Linked DNA regions of Homo sapiens: region 1 is linked to region 2. Evidence: chromatin contacts called from ENCODE Hi-C or POLR2A ChIA-PET data. All regions are on one chromosome and are shown on one strand. Each heading gives the region's core, a stretch centred on a gene start or an enhancer-like site at or near the end of the contact. The rest is flanking DNA. Distances are from core to core; before and after follow the strand shown. Region 1 has its middle 4.2 kb from the start of LINC03028. Region 2 has its middle 100 kb from the start of APBB1IP.

Region 1 (2,719 bases), core at 50-2,549, 240 kb after region 2:
AAAGCACAAACAGAAATGTCACTTACATTCATACTACCCAGAATTTGTTTTAATCAGTAACGGTAAGACACACAAACACAGAAATGACTGTCATGAGGGAAGTAGTTTATTTTACTACTCACAGTTCCTTAGAAGCTGTGGGCACAGCACACCACAAGGGGGAGGACAGGGAAACATCAAGGTCAGTCAGGAGGCAACGTGAATGGGGGAAAACATGGGAAAGAATCTTTATTGCAGTTCCATGGGAGGGAACAAGCAAGTCAGGGCAATCAGGCTTAGCATTGGCTAGTTTAAATATTTCATTGTCTTCTGGAAAGAAGAGGCTGCTATCTGGCCCTGAGGAAATTAGAGAGGCAGAACAGTGGCCAGAAATGTCAGAGTGATAAGGAAGAATAAAGACTGCAAAAGAGATAAACAGAGATAAAGAAGAATAAAGAGTGAGGAAGAGATGAGAAAGAAGGGGGTATAAACTCTGGGTTGGTTGGATTATATAGGAAAGTCATGCATGCAGGCAAGTTGTTTATTACATCCAGCAATTAGCCTATCCTCAGAGGGGCAGTCCCTCCAGGGTCAACAAGGCCCAGATTTCAAAGCATCAAATTCAGAAAATAAGAGACAAGACTAATACACCATTAAAGTCAGTATTATAATTAATATTATTCAACATTATCCTGGAGTCTCTAGCCAATGCACACAACAGCAAAACCAACAAGGTAACAAATATCTGAATGGAAAAGACAGACTTTTAAATTCTCAGATGATGTATCTACTTAAAATTTAAAAACCAAGTCAAGCAATCCATTAAAAGCTATTAAGTAGAGAAACTAAAAACTGTCCTGTGTACTATATATCAGTGAAGCTCATTTGTAAAATGTAGTATAAAGGGTGATTCAGAAGAGCAACAAGAACTAAAATATTTTTAGAATTGATAGACAATTTCAAAGTCTATAAGGAAAACTGTAAATGTTTATTGCAGATATAAAAGAAAACATCAGGAAAAAAGAGGTGCAGGTCATCACTGCTCCACCTAGTTCCAATAACTACGATTTAATTAAATAACGTGAGTTCCCCAACATGGTTCCAAATTCAGTTGCCATGGTATTTTAACTGTGAGTAATTACGTAAAGTACAAACTTTGTGTGAGCTCTTCAGTCCACAAATCACAACATAAATAACAGATGCAATCATGATCAGTGACCCATCATCTCTTTCAAATTATGAGGTTGCCAATCACTGCATATTTGTTACTGAGTTTATAAAGAGAACAAAGTATGTCGTTGTCTTGCCTCTTTGTCTCCCAGTGAGACGCTCACGTGACATTTTACAAAAATGAACAATCAAAAGAGGGAAGTGGTCAACAAACATGAAACTGCAAACAAAAAAAAAAAAAAAAGAAAAAAGGGATAACACAAAGTGAAATTCAAATGGAACATAAATGTAGTTATAGAAGAAATAGTGGCCATTCACTGAGGCAGATGTTTGCTCGGTATTTCAATTATTTTTGACAAATAAATCAATTCTGAATCTGACTGAAGCTCTATATTTACAGAAATACAGGGGGCACAGACACATGCTGTGTTAGGTTGTTTTTCTGTTGCTATAAAGAAATACCTGAGGCTGGGTCATTTATAAAGAAAAAAGGTTTAATTGGCTCACAGGTCTGCAGGCTTTACAGGAAGCATGGTGCTGGCATCTGCTCACCTTTTGGGGAGGCCTCTGGAGGTTTCCATTCATGGCAGAAGGCAAAGTGGAAGCAGGCTTCTCACATGGAGAGACTGGGACTAGAGAGCAAGCTAGGGAGGTGCCACACACTTTGAAACAACAGATCTCCTGAGAACTCACTCACCATCAGTGGGACAGCACCAAGTTATGAGGGATCTGTCCCCATGACCCAAACACCTCCCGCAAGGCCCCACCTCCAACATTGGGGATTGTATCTCAACATGAGTATATTAGTACATTTTCACACTGTTATAAAGAAACTACCTGAGACTGGGTAATTTATAAAGGAAGTTTTAATTGACTCATGGTTATGCATGGCTGGGGGTCCTCAGGAAACTTACAATCATCACAGAGGGTGAAGGAGAAGCAAGTCACATCTTACATGGCAGCAGGAGATAGAGAGCGAAGAGGAAATGCCAGACACTTATTAAACTACCATATGTCATGAGAACTCTCTCACTATCACAAGAACAGCATGGGGGAACGGCCCCCATGATCCAATCACCTCCCCACAAGTCCCTCCTTCCACACATGGGGGTCATAATTCAAGATGAGATCTGGGTGGGGACATAGAGCCAAACCATATCAATGAGATTTGGAGGGGACATCCAAACTATATCACAGGTTCAGTAAATAATACCACAGAATGCAATCAGAAAAATGCAGAATGTTGAAATACCACAGGATAAATAATCTGGTTTCTTCAATCGAAACTAAAGGAACCAATGGAGTGCAAGTGAAAAAAGATGTAGGGACACATGTAGGTGATATACTCAAAGATATCAAAGGAAGCTTAAGACGTCTTATCATCTAATTTTAATGTATACTCCTTATTCAAATCCCAATTAAAATAACCATAAGAGGCTGGGCACGGTGGCTCACACCTGTAATCCCAGCACTTTGGGAGGTTGCGGAAGGTGGATCACGAGGTCAGGAGTTCAAGACCAGCCTGGCCAAGATGGTGAAACCCGGTCTCTACTAAAAATACAAAAATTAG
Region 2 (2,771 bases), core at 229-2,728:
ATGTCTTGTGTACACCATGTTTCACTATTGAAAATATATAAAAGAGTTCTGATTAATTGGCTCAAAGAAAAATAAAAGTGCTTAAATATTTTAACAGAAAAATAGAAAAGACTAGTCAAATGCTTTTTCAAGTTATGTGACTAAAAGAAAATCTTTAATAAACAAGCTAGCTTTAAAAATTATTGGTAAAGTAATATTAGAGATGTCTTAAGAGTTGCCGACATACATTTTTGTTTGCATTTATTGATCACACAATTTCATACTTATCTCTACCAAATACTATAAGGTGTCAAAATTTGGCATAGAAGCTACAAAACTATAATTTATCCCAAAACAGAATGATCTTTGCTTGTGTAATTTCTAATAAATGAAACATTAATATTGGTTTAATGGAGATAGCTAAATCTTGAATTATTTAGTAAAAATATCCTAACTTATAATCTTGTGGCCTTAGGCAGTCTAGTCCACAGACATGAAGGAAGTTTGTTCTGGGAAAGGACTGTTATCTTTGTTTCAAAGCTAAACTATAAGCTAAGTTAATGAACAAGAATAGCTTGGAGGCTAGAAACAAGTCAGTTAGGTCAGGTCGTTTTCACTGTCTCAGTTACAATTTTGCAATGGCGGTTTCATAACTTTAAATGATGACTATTGCAGTTTTCATAAATAATCTAGGTAAATGATTAAAATAAGTAGATAAATGTAATGGAATACTCATAAACAAACTTGCCATAATTTCGAATCTAAAGTTATATTAAATTAAACAACGGATATTTCATTATTTGGGTATTCTCCAATAAAATACATTGTAGGAAAACATTCTTTTTTAGTTCTAATTTCCTTGAAAAAACTTTCTGCTGCTTGCTCTTTCTCAACTCCCTCTTGAAGGCAAATGACTTAGATTTGCTCTTCTGGGGTTATTTTCTAGATTTCATGGGAATTCTTTATTCCTTTTATTCTTTTTTTCTCCACTGGCTATGCATTTTCAAATAGTCTGTCTTTGAGCTCACTACTTCTTTCTTCTGCCTTATTAGTTCTGCTGTTGAGACCTTCTGATGCATTTTTCAGTTCAGCCAATGTATTTCCCAGTTCTAAAATTTGTTTAATTTTTTAAAAAATTATTTCAATCTGCTTGTTAAATTTCTCTGATACATTTCTGAATTGCTTTTATATGTTATTTTGGAGTTTGCAGTTTCCTCAAAACTGCTAGTTTGGATTCTTCATCTGAGAACTTACATATCACTATTTCATTAGGGTCAGTACTGGAATCTTGCTCTGTCCGTTTAAGGAGGTCATGGTTCCCTATTTGCTGTTGTTTATTATAAACATACAACTATGTCTTCGCATTGAAGGATTCGTTATTTTTTCCAGTCTTTGCTGTCTGTGTTACTTTGCTCTTACTAGCATATGTGTGTTTAGAGGTTACCCGTGAAATTTGCCTGTTAATTCCCTTAGCACTAGATCACTACCTCCTTTTTGGCACTAGATGGTGCCCTAAGACCAGGTTTGCCGCAGCTTTTGCAGCCTTTCAAAGCACTGCCGATCTTGGAAAGAAGGTGTCCCAGAGGGGATTCCCTGGCTGGGTGGGAAAGCTGGCTAGGGGTTTGTGCCCTCAAGGATCCAGGCAGTGCACCTCCTACAGCATGGTGCTGCCAAACTGCCTCTCTGATTTGGCATCTCTTTGCCCGGGATGGAGAGCAGCTCCCAAGTTGTATGCACTGGGGCTGCTTGCCCCACCTCTTCTGTCTAGCTCCCAGATGCCCTCAGGGTCCTTCTGGCTGCAGACACTCATGATGCTTCCCATGGGCTGAGACAGGAACAGCTTTCCTGCATAGGAATTCAAGATATTGGGGAAGATGGCTGTCCACCTTGACCTCCCTTTTTCCGGTGCTGAAAGCGTGAGTGCTGGGTGACATTTCCAGGAAGTGCCTCGCAGTTTGAAGGAAGGCTATTATGGATAGAGAAATCAATTTATCGTATGTTCTGCTTGCAGTTTTTCACGTCTTTGTGTCTCCAGGGATTGTCACAGCCTCGGTTTTGAGTTCTTGGATATTGGTGGTGATGATCTTTACACTGGCTAGTTCTGTTTCATTTTCTGTATGGGAGAGTGAAGTCAGATTACTTCTTCTCTGCCATTTTGGTGACATCACCTTAACCCTTATACTTTTTCACATCAGTGTGGAAAGCTTAAATTCTTCCATTTTTTGTCCTATATATTTTCAAAATAGATTTTTTTAAATGCCTCCCCCAAAAAAGGAGTTGTAAAATCATATCTTTTAAAAATTATATTAAATCCAGAGTTTTGTTTTTGTTTCTTAACAAGCACATTTAAACCCTCTAAGCATGTGCCTTGTTTGAATGGGATTGAATGTAATGGTAGTTGCTTTGGAGTTTCTAGGCCTGAATTGCTCCAACTTTGCTTTTACTCATCCAAACCCTGCTTTGGGAAAATTGAAATCCATGAATATTAAAAATTCAAATTTTCACATAATTAATCTGAGTAATACATTTTACTATGAAAGAACTCAAAATGTGCTTTTAAAAGGTTTCACTTCTAGTTTCTCCTAAGAGTTTCACTGCAGCCTTTAAAATACCCTTTTCCAAAACTCTATGTAATTTTCATAAATATATCAATGGAGTATGTGTTTTTATGCATATCAAAATAGGTTTCTTACTGGTTCCCACTTCTCTAACCATCAAGAATAGTGATACTGGTCTGGCTCACAGTGGCCTGTAAGCCCAGCACTTTGGGAGACTGAGGCGGGAGAATCACT

The links. A loop is a pair of places that touch in the nucleus more often than their neighbours do. ChIA-PET counts read pairs that join two places held with the same protein, here RNA polymerase II (POLR2A). Pooled maps may share reads with other maps.
Region 1: a loop to region 2 is called in a pooled map, with 5 times the contacts of the local background. The contact joins two enhancer-like sites. A Hi-C loop is called at or near these places in 6 of 168 maps with a recorded cell type or tissue (GM13976, GM18951, HepG2 and 3 more) and 3 of 50 pooled maps. POLR2A ChIA-PET finds 5 or more read pairs at or near these places in 3 of 52 experiments (GM12878, activated CD4-positive, alpha-beta T cell and activated naive CD4-positive, alpha-beta T cell).

What each region holds. Positions count from the first base shown.
Region 1 is chr10:26,573,717-26,576,435 of GRCh38, forward strand. No RefSeq gene overlaps it. Among named protein-coding and RNA genes, the nearest start is that of LINC03028, 4.2 kb to the right of the region's middle. Within about 2 kb of position 1,300, at least 2 of the 41 ENCODE cell types and tissues checked have a DNase peak (open chromatin) inside an H3K27ac peak, as active enhancers do.
Region 2 is chr10:26,333,778-26,336,548 of GRCh38, forward strand. No RefSeq gene overlaps it. Among named protein-coding and RNA genes, the nearest start is that of APBB1IP, 100 kb to the right of the region's middle. Within about 2 kb of position 1,479, at least 4 of the 41 ENCODE cell types and tissues checked have a DNase peak (open chromatin) inside an H3K27ac peak, as active enhancers do.